Regions from separate parts of the Mus musculus genome. Here region 1 is linked to region 2. The links are chromatin contacts, found by Hi-C or POLR2A ChIA-PET in ENCODE. All regions are on one chromosome and are shown on one strand. The core of a region is the stretch at or near the end of the contact, and the rest is flanking DNA. Distances in the headings are between cores, read along the strand shown. Region 1 holds the start of Kidins220 (kinase D-interacting substrate 220). Region 2 holds the start of Mboat2 (membrane bound O-acyltransferase domain containing 2).

What was found. Hi-C counts contacts between places; a loop is a spot of excess contacts on that map. ChIA-PET counts read pairs that join two places held with the same protein, here RNA polymerase II (POLR2A).
Region 1: a map of T-helper 2 cell shows a loop between it and region 2 (2.3-fold over the local background). The contact joins the promoter of Kidins220 here to the promoter of Mboat2 in region 2. A Hi-C loop is called at or near these places in 1 of 37 maps with a recorded cell type or tissue (T-helper 2 cell). POLR2A ChIA-PET finds 5 or more read pairs at or near these places in 3 of 5 experiments (Patski and embryonic stem cell).

Annotation. Positions count from the first base shown.
Region 1 is chr12:24,972,979-24,978,567 of GRCm38, reverse strand. It overlaps Kidins220 (kinase D-interacting substrate 220), which reads right to left and starts at 3,636. Exons shown (of 32, transcript NM_001081378.1): 1 at 3,506-3,636. Gm36236 (a long non-coding RNA gene) reads left to right here and starts at 2,971. Exons shown (of 2, transcript XR_381341.3): 1 at 2,971-3,209; 2 at 3,455-5,589.
Region 2 is chr12:24,828,394-24,833,588 of GRCm38, reverse strand. It overlaps Mboat2 (membrane bound O-acyltransferase domain containing 2), which reads right to left and starts at 1,990. Exons shown (of 13, transcript NM_026037.3): 1 at 1,815-1,990. The coding sequence starts at 1,889. It overlaps 2900060N12Rik (RIKEN cDNA 2900060N12 gene), which reads left to right and starts at 2,272. Exons shown (of 3, transcript NR_166876.1): 1 at 2,272-2,769.

The DNA of each region.
Region 1 (5,589 bases), core at 2,387-4,886, 140 kb before region 2:
GCCTGTTTATCCTTTGTGTAGAGAAAGGCCATTGACTTGTTTGAGTTAATTTTATATCCAGCTACTTCACTGAAGCTGTTTATCAGGTTTAGGAGTTCTCTGGTGGAATTTTTTTTTTTTTTTTTTTTTTTTTTTTTTTTTTGCTGAAAGGACCCTGATATAGCTGTCTCTTGTGAGGCTATGCCAGTGCCTGGCAAACACAGAAGTGGGTGCTCATAGTCAGCTATTGGATGGAACACAGGGCCCCCGATGGAGGAGCTAGAGAAAGTACCCAAGGAGCTAAAGGGGTCTGCAACCCTATAGGTGGAACAACAGTGTGAACTAACCAGTACCCCCAGAGCTCGTGTCTCTAGCTGCATATGTATCAGAAGATGGCCTAGTCGGCCATCATTGGTAAGAGAGGCCCCTTGGTCTTGGAAACTCTATATGCCCCAATACAAGGGAACACCAGGGCCAAGAAGTGGGAGTGGGTAGGTAGGGGAGCAGGGCAGGGGGAGGGTATAGGGAACTTTCCAGATAGCATTTGAAATGTATTTAAAGAAAATAATAAAAAAATAAAAGCCAGTGTCATATTCTTGCATGGCATGGCACTCCTAGCTCTAGTTTTGCTTAAACTGCTCCTTCTCCTAGGTTCATCTCCTACCAGTCTCCACTTCACTTTATTCAAGCCATCTTGTGTTTCCATACAAACGTTACCTGACCAGAGCATCCCCAGCCTCTACATATAAAACAGCTCTTGCTTCCCACTACTACCACCATTCCATAACTAGCTTTCTTCAGGATAGTGTTTAGCATGACTCCACGTACCAGTTACTTATTTAGCCTGCTTTCCCTACTCCACCAAAGAGTTCAGTAAGAATCAGGGCTCTGTTCACCACTCAGTTTCTAACAGCTGGAGAAGTGCCTGGTAGTACCATAAGGTAGAACCAACCCAGTGTTGGTAGAATCATGAGTTTGCCCATGTTCATCAACCTGGAATGCCAGCATTTATACTCCCAATAATCCAAAACATATCCTGCATACAAGTGACAGCTATGGCTTCAACGTCCACAATGGCTTAGATATGTGTCTCTTTAAGCTTACAGTCTGTCTCCACGGTTATGTCTTCAGAACCCATTACAGGCCTAGAACAAGAAGGATCTCATGAGGGAATGGTCAAGTTCAGTAACGACATAGACACATAAGGAAGCCTCTTTTGGGTGTCTTTGTCCACAGAGAGGGCCCTTCACCCTCAACAGCATACTCTCTACCATAAGCCGCACACAAGGCTATAACAACAATCTGTACATGTGACACTCAAAAGATAAGCTGGGCCAGTCCAGAATTGGAATTAAAACTGTCCAGGTCAGGGCTGGAGAGATGGCTCGGTGGTTAAGAACACTAACTGGCTGCTCTTCCAGAGGTCCTGAGTTCAATTCCCAGCAACCACATGGTGGCTCACAACTATTGTAATGGTATCTGGTGTCCTCTCCTGGTGTGTCTGAAGAGAGTGACAGTGTACTCATGTAAATGCAATAAATGCATCTTTAAAAACACAACTGTCCAGGCCACGATTGATGCTGTGTAAGTAAAACCACAATCATCAGAGAGTGAGCTTACAGCTATGAACAGAGAAAGTCTCTTCGTCAGTGCGGCCTCAGTGTGGCCCCTGAGACACAGGTCATCAAGCTACCCAGGATTCTGACCTCTCCTCAACCCCAGAAGCCTCCTTTCCCCAAGGTTTCTGCTTGTGCCTTCCAAACATTCAGGAATTCAGTGAAGAAAAATAAAACTGACATTCTTCAACAAAAGCTGGAAAAGGGGATGGCAGGCTCACACGGGATCATATATAGAAAAATATAATTTAGCAGTGCATGCATACACAATATAGACTTAAAAAAAAAAAAAAAGAATCAGAACTCTAGGCACAAGTTAGGGACCAAAACAGACAGCCTACAGGAAAGGAATCAGGCAATTAAAGTGGAAAAGAAATGCAAGACATTACGTTTAACCAAATAGAATTCCCAAAGTTTGAATTTTGGACAGAACAAAATATCCAGAGATAAGGAAAATAATAAACGACCATGTGACTGGGAAAGAAAAACAATGTTAGTGTTGTTGTCATGAACACCAGAGAAAGAGCACCCATGCGTGCAGGGATGGAAGGGAAAGAAAAGAGGAGAGGTGGGAGGAAATGGGAAAGTCTAGGAAAGAAGGCAGCAGGCATTTCGTTACATATGTGTGCCCCTTCCAACCAGCCACCTTAGAATTGATTGGGGCTGTGGGGATACCCTTAAAGAGCTGATAACTAGAGAATGATGTAGTGGCACAGGGGCCTGGGAGGCAGAAGCAGGCTGATCTCTATCAGTTCCAAGCAGACCAGGGCTACATATTAAGAAGACCAGGGAGGGAGAGGAAAAAAAGGAGAAGAGGGGGATGAAGGAGGAGGAGAAAAAGGAGGGAGGGAGGGAGGGAGGGAGGGAGGGAAGGAGGGAAGGTAGAAAAAAATGAAAAAGAGAAAAGAATTTATGGAAACGAGATGCCAAAGATAAATCTGGAAACCATTCTCAGAGTGTTTAAAAGGATTCTCAAACTGGTGTGCAATTATTTGTCTCCTGACCCAAATAGTCCCATTTTTGCAGGCCTGTGGTGAAGCTCAGAAACAAATTTTTAACAAGGACCCCCAAGTCGGTCTGATCAAGTTGACTGACTGTCGTTGTAAAGCTTGAGAACAAAGAACGCACCTTGCCACAGCATTTCCAGTCTTGGCTCTGAACCAGACACCCAACTGCCCTTAAAAATAGATTATGTGTCTTTTCCTTTTACTGTAGACGCTTTGTTTTTTCGTAGCGTCAAAAAGAGAGCGGGGGACTAACCCATCAGAATCACCTCCAAGAGGTTTTTCCTCAGCCACACCCCACACCAAGAAATGGGAAGCTCTGAAAAGCAAAACCGGTGCATTTTTAGCAAGCACCTCTAGGGGGCAGAGAGCTCCACAAACAGTTATTAATGAGAAAATGGTCTAAAATGGTTTAAACGTGAAGACAACCTAGGGAAAAAAAATGTATACAAATCCCCACAAAGCAAACATGGACGCGTTCTATTCGGGGGCTTGCGGGCATCTTGCAAGGCGTTTAAAAGCCTGCACAGGACAATGGGGGCAGTGGGTTCGGCAATTTAGCACAGAAGAAAACAACTTCTCCTCCCTGGAAAGCAAAGCAACCAAGAAGGTAAGGCTCAGGGGCACCGGCTGCGGGACTCACTAAGTGATGGGTGTGACAACAAGGAAAGCGGCCTGGGCCTGGAGTCAGTGCCCACGGGAGAACGCCGCACCGGAGCGCCTGCCTTCCGCGCTTGGCTGCACCGACCTCGCCCGACGCCCGGACGCCCCGCACCCAGCCTCCGATCCCGGCCCCCTCCCCCTCTCCGGTGCCACCGACAGACTCGTCTCCCTTTCCCCTCCCCCCTCCCCCAGCCTCGGACACTGTCGCTCTGCCTCACCCGACCTCTCCGCCTCCGCACTGACCGTGTCACGGCCTGGCCGAAGACGGCGCCCTCAGCTCTGCAGAACAGCGCCGCAGACCTTGTCAGAGGACAAGACGCCAAGAGCACACAGCTATGCCCGCACCACGCCCGGCGGCCATCTTCCTAGGAGTCAGGAACTGACAGGTCACGTGGTCGTGTGGTGGGCGGTGCTCCTTGTGGCCACGCCTCCTGGAGGGGGCAGTGTGGGAGGAGTTGCAGGTGCTGAAGTGGCTTGGACGCCCTTCCCTCTATTTTAAAGGAATGGAAACATTGCTTCTTTGCCTGGTTTGGCTTCAGATGGTTTGGGTTGGGTTAGGTTGGGTTGGGTTGGGTTGGTTTTGATACAGAGTCAAAGTCGCCCAAGCAGGCTTCAAACTTGCTATGTAGCCAAGAATGACCTTTACGCTCCCGATCCTCCTGCCTCCACCTCCCAGCTGACCCAGCTAAATTAGTGTATTTTTCACAGGTGCCCCAGGCAATATTTTTCCCTGTCATTCGCGCTTTTGAAAGTTAATTTATAACCCGTACCTGGCATTATAAGCAATAATTCAGAGAAATAAACAACAATTACAACTTTGGAAGCCATTGCCCACTTTGCAAATGAAAGTCGCTTAGTTCCTCCTTCCAGGGTCCAGAAGTCCGAAATCTGCCTTCTCCATCATCGGAAGAATGCACTGCCTCCGCAGACGTCCATACTGCCTCCTTCCAGCTGAGGACCCCCCGCCCCAACCCCCCAAGGCCCTTCCAGACTTTGCTCTTCCCACCTCTGCAGAAGTATCACCAAATGCTATTAACTGATCCCTGACCACCATCAGCAACCCCATCCTGGCAATATTCCCTTCAAAGGGCCTCCTGACACCCATTTCCTAGTCTTCTTCCAGGCATGGTACTCCTTCCCAGGTTCCACCTACCTTAATTAATTCAGAGTTCCAGAGTTCTGCCCACGGTCAGTCTCATCCCCAATATGGCCGATATTATAGGCTCCCTCCTGATCCATCTCCGGAAGTGAGTGGGACCCCCACAGGAAGTGGAAAGTTATCTCACATATCACCCCATACTGTCTAAGCAGTTCCTGTGTTAATCACTCAGATCTATTTTAAACCTTTTACTCCCCCATGGGCTGCCGACTCTCTCAACTCCTCTCCCTACCCAGAACTCTTCTTATCTGTCAGGACACTAAGCACTTCTCAGTTAAACTCTTCAGTACTGCCCCCCCCATCCGTGGAGCCCGTTCCCCACAGCACCTGGGAGTGAGGCTCTTGGAAGGCGTGCCCTCACAGACCTTGCCCTGTTCTGCCTGCCTTCCCCTTCAAACCCTGCCAGGGCAAACTGGCCAGTATTTTCTGCTAATAGACACACTGGGCTTCGTGGTACACACCTTTGCCCTCAGCACTCAGAAGCAGAGGCAGGGGGAATCTCTGTGAGTTAGAGGCTGGCTGCATAGTGAAACCCTGTCTCAAGAGGAGGAGGAAGAAGAAGAAGATGAAGAAGAGGAAGGAAGGAGAGAAGGGAGGGAAGGGGAGGGAGAATGTTATCAAGGGGTGAGAGAGGTCACTGAAAAGATCTCACTGAAGAGAAATAGCTGCAGAAATGTAGTTCCTGTGCCCTTGGGGGCTACCCCCAGGGGCTCAGCTCACATTTGAGAAAGATTGGCTGAAGGTTCCTGGCCCTAGCCTTCCAACTCATTTCTCATGCAAGTCTCCCAGACCCTCCTTCATGTACCTTTAACTTGTGCAGAGGGACAAGTAGATTAATGGGATGACTTCCACAAGCCAGGAAGCTGGCTTTAGACAGGACCAGGCTCATGCTTTCCTACACAGAGCTCTCTGCCTCCAGCGGGGAAACCAGAATGAGGGGCAAGCACATCCCACTGATTGCCTTTGGTCTCAGACACAAGCCCAGCTCGGCGACCTACCTTTCTTCCCATCATTGAAACCAAATCCCTGCAGACATTCAGGGAGCACACCATTCTTCCCTAGGGCTGATCTGGAAAGCACTGTGGTTAGGAACTGCAGGTTAGGGTACCAGGATGCAGAGTGGGCTCAGTGAGGAGAGGCAAGGGAGGCTGGGAACACATTCCAACAA
Region 2 (5,195 bases), core at 741-3,240:
AATATTCCTAAGACTTGCTTATCACAGAGCAAACAACTGTCTTACACAAATGGCCATATAAACTCGGGCTCTACAGACTTCAAGCGTATACCAGAAGATGCAGATTATCTAAGACACAAGAGACAAGACCTCTAGCTGATAAAGTCAGTCTTAACTCAGGTCACCTTCCCTGGATTGCTTGCTCACTTCAGTTCCACAAAGAACTTTCTCTGGACTGCTGAGATGTTTAAAGGAGCTTATTGATATTAGATTACTTTTAAAAGTTATGATCCTTTATAGAAGTTTAAAAGAATTAGCTTAATAGGGCTATGGCAGAGAGAATACACAATCATTTGCCTCACCAAAAGAATAAAAAGGTAAAGGACACACACACACACACACACACACACACACACACACACACACACGTTTCTCATTAGCAAGAAGATCCTGCCCTACCTGCACTGGTAGGCTGGGAACAACCTATTGAAGTCAGAAGTGTAACACACACCTAGAGGTCAGGTGCCATGATTCCACTTAGGAAATAGTGAGACTCCTCCACAGAACTGAGAGTATCCAAAGCCTTTGATTATTATCAACTTAATAAACAAAGACTAATTCTGTGAATTAAAGGAATCATTCCACTTGGGGCACTCTTATAATCTATTAGCATGACACACACCACAACCGCTGTGTAAGCTGTGTGGAGAACAGGTATTTCACTATTAATCGAAAAGTTATGAGAGGAATAAAGGAAAGAAGTCAGATCAGAACACTGAGCAGGACGGTTTAACCCTCCTTTGAGGTAACTCAGTATATTTTATTTTAAACAGTGAAGCACAAAGCCTGGAGCACACAGTGTTCAGCTCAGGTGTCACCTCCAGCTCAAGTCCAGAGAGGAATCTTGTGTTTTACATGCAAACCTTAAGATACCACTAGCAGCTACTCAAGCTGAGCCCATAGCCCTTGGAAGTGCAAACACCTCCAGATCAGAAATAATGTTAGGCTGAATTTCCAAAGTCAATTTCCTTCAGTACTGGAGCTAGACCAGCTATCTAACCATACCCCACCAACAACTTTCCCAGACCTTTCTCAGGACATACTTCCAAAGTTCCTTTGCTCAATAAAAATGGCGCTGCTTTCTCCATCCCAATGCTGTTTATTTCAGTAATCCTGAGGCCCTTTAAACAATCAAATTCGACTGGCCTCATTTAAATGCCAGCCTTCCCTAGTGTCAAAAGCTTCTCTGGGGGTAGGGTGAGGGGGTAGGATGGCTGCTCCTATCCACAGCTGCAACTTTTTCACCAGAAACCCTAGCATCGTGAAGTCACGTTGACTTCTCTTCATAACCTGTCTTCCCCCAAACTGTTGCCTCTCCGTCTATTGAGCCACACTTCAATGCAAACTGTCCCCAAGTGCAGAAGAGCTTAAGCCTCGTCCATCCACGCCGTGTCCTGGGCACTCGGCACCCAAACCATTCTTAGTCTCCCGATAACCCGCAGCAGTGCCAGGTCCACCGGTCCCGGGACTCCCGGGTCCGACGCCCGGTGGCCCGGCAGCGACAGCATGCACGCGCGCACGTCTGTCTAGCCCTCCCCGGCGGGCTGTCGCCGAGCCTCCGCCCGCGCCCACCCCCGCCCGGGCGGCGATGGGAGGCTGGGTGGGCACAGAGGCACCAGCCGGAGCGACAGCCGAGGGGACAAGGCCAGCCGCGCGCCCCCGCCCCGCCGGGCGCCGGGCACGGCGGTCCCGGCCCCAGCCCCCACCCTGCTCCCGCCCGGGTGGCACCGCGGCCGGCAGAGGCGGCCAGGGCACGACGCCCCGGACGCCGGTACCTGATCGATGGGCAGTTGCACGGCGTTGCTGAGGGGCTGCAGCAGGGTGGAGCCCGTGGTGCTGGTGGTGGCCATGGCCGGGCCTCGGCGCTGCGTCCGCTCGCTCCGGCCAGGCGCCGCTTGCTTGCTTGCTCGCTCTGTGCCGAGCTACGCCGAGGATGGGGATGCAGCGGCGCGCCCGCCCCTCGGCCGCCCGCGGTCGGAGCAGCCGCGCGGGGAGGGGCAGTGGGCGGAGTTAGTGGCCCCGCCCACTGCTGGGCGCCCCGCCCACCCAGCCGCGCGGCCCCCTCACGCCGCCGGGCGGCCCGATTTCCAGCAGCTTCCAGAGCCCCCTCCCCACCTCGCGCACTCGTGCGCCAGACAGCTCCGCGGTCCAATGGCGTCGCGGCGCCCCGACTCCCACAGCCAATCAGAGGACGCTGGCCTCGCCGCGCCCCTCCTCCGTGCTGAGGACCCCAGCGAGGGGCTGAGGCTCGACCATGGCTGTCGCCCGAGGGCGACCGAGAGTCAGGCTAGCTGGTGGGGGCGTGTGAGGGCGGCTTTGCCTCCGCCTCTGCTCACTTCCTTTCTCAGGAATGGTGGGCGCCGTCCCCACCCCTCACTGGCAGTGACGGTGGACAACAAAGGGGCTCGGGGTGGCGGCCAGACAAAGAGTTGCAGCGCCGGGGGAAGTTGGGAACAAAGGTAGGGGGCTGGGAGCTTCAGGGAGACGCGCTACAAGAACCCCAAAGCAGAAAGTGCCTTTGTCTCCTGGGCTGCCCAAACTTGCGGAAAGCCGGGTGGTCCTACCTCACCCGCCGCCCACCTGGGCCTGATCGGCCGCGCTGGGACGATGCCCTCACCGCGCATCCAGCTGAGAGGGAAACAGGTCGGACCTGGGCAGCGCCCGAGGGAAAGCCTGGGTAGCCAGCGGCCGGCATGTAAAGGCCCCGCCTCCTCAAAGGAAAGGCTGCTGGTAAGCATCCCTTCGTGCCTGCGAGCCTCTCTGCCAGATGTGAATTCTGCTGTGTCCACACCTCCATTCCAGGAGGGCAGTTAGTGTGTCAGCCCTACAAATGTGATCTCTTACCCTTTAAACTAGCCATGGGAACACCTGGAAAATGCCAGCATCGTCCTCTCAAAATCCAAGGATTTGGAAACTAATATTTAAAGGGGGGCGGGGGTTTAAATGTGCTGCTAACACTGCTTTTAAAGGTAGACTTATGTGAGTCCCCACAACAACCATGTGAGGCAGGTATTGTAACCACCCTCAATCTAGCAAGGAAATTGAATTCCAGAAAAATTACATAACTTAACCAAGAGCTAAATAACAGTGTGTGGGGGGGGGGGGGGCCTGAGATCCAACTAATTTAGCCCCAGTTTTGACCTCTTAAAGACAAGGCCCTCTTCATTCTCAGGTTTAACACCCACTCCAGAATAGCCATCAACTACTAGGTACAGCACTTCCTCAAGGACCACTCTAGAGGCTTCAGTAGTAAGAGCGGGCAAGTAGTGCTTCAGGAAACCTGGCTGTGGACTCAGCTCTCTCTGAAAAGGGGGTTATTGAATTTAGTTGGGATAGTCTCTTGCTGCTAATATTCTCTGGGTGAACAGCTGAGTCCTAGTAAGGTAGTCTTTTAGAGGATGGGGAGAAAATAATTGAGATCTTTCACTCTTAATATTGTGTTCCAACTAGCTGGGACCAATTAGAAATCAAACCTGTCCAATAATCTACTTCCTAAAATAGTCCCAAGTCTGGACCTCTCTATTAATATAACCTTGGATCGAGGACCTCTTTGTCTCTGTCTCCTCCCCCCCCCCCCTTTAGGGACGTGTTGAGAAAGTGTACAGGTGGCTGAACATATAAACTGAAGGGAAAAATTAAAATACCATTTTAAAACCTTAAAAAGTGGGTGTTAGAAACATATTGCAACCTAAAGTAGGCAGCATAAGATACAATCCTAGAACAAATACTGTCTACCAAAGGAATTCTGTGAGGCCAGATTATTCTTTTAGAAAAAGACAGAACATAGTTTTTATTGAGGGTGACTCCTTTAATAGAGACCTGACTCTGGTGTTAACCTGTCATCCCCTGGCCTTATTGCTTGGTGGGACAATCAGGTCACTTTAGGGTGATGTCATGGGATGAACTGTCTGCTAGGCTCTGTGTTCCTGGAGTCAGTAATGCCTATGGAGGATTAGGACTAGGACTGGAGACAGTCGGACACTTTTTAGGAGGTCTGGAACGAGACGTTGTAAAAGTTGACAGTTTATTGTGCCTTCAGCCTTGAGTGGAGATGAAGTAATTGTTGCCCGTTTTTAGATATTCTCTGAATGATTAGCATCCTTTCCTGTAGCGTTAAGTAGGTTTCTGACCCCAAGTAAAGGAGCCAGATTTTAAAAATGAAGGCAGAGGTGCCAGGCTTTCCTCCTGCTTTTGGTTTCCTTGTGTCAGCCCAAGTGAGAGATAAGTACTTTTTAGCAGAAACTGTCTTTTAGGTGCCTGTTATAACTTTATGAAATTATTTATTTTAACATCTAGAATGGGAAAGATTTGAGCCATCTGAGAAATTTTATGTCAGAGTATAGGTCAAGTATCTTGGCCTATAATAATAGCTTAGATTTTAGAGTCAGGAGATCTTGGTTTTGGTTGGGGTTTTTTTGTTTGTTTGGTTGGTTGGTTGGTTGGTTTTTGTTTTGTTTTGTTTTCTGTCTTCACTACTTACTAGCCAATTTTGGAGCCTTTTTAACCTCACTTTCCTTATATAAGAAAAGAAGTAATAATATTGTGTACAAAAAGCTTACAACTGTGTTACATTGTAACATTTAGAAACAACCACATTAGTCAGAATTCTCCAGAAAAATAGACCAATCAGGATCTACAAAAAGATATAGAAGAAAGTATGTTATAAGGAACTGGCTTGAGATGATAAAGACATAGAAGCCTTATGCAAAGCAGTCAGGAGCGCACGTGGTATATAGGTCCAGTCCAAATCTAAAGGCCTAATGACCAGAAGAGCTGTTACTCCCTCAGAATCTGAACGACAGCTGCACCAGTGTTGACACAATTGTTGATATGGATGTCCCAGCTTAAACAGATTTTTCTTCCTCTACCTTTGAGGGTTTGTTTTGTTTTGTTTTGTTTTGTTTTCAGTTCAATCATGATACCACCCACACTGAAGAAAGCAATTTTCCTTACACAGTCTACCAATTCAAAAAATAATCTTTTCTATAAACATCCTTATAGACACATTCAGAAATACTATTTTACTATCTGTCCAGTCCTTCATCAACCCAGTGAAGTTGATGTATTAAATTAACCATTCAAGAAATTTAATGTAATTCTAAAAATGAAAAATGTTTCTCTCCTATGAAACTATTGCATCTGGATTTAACTGAGTT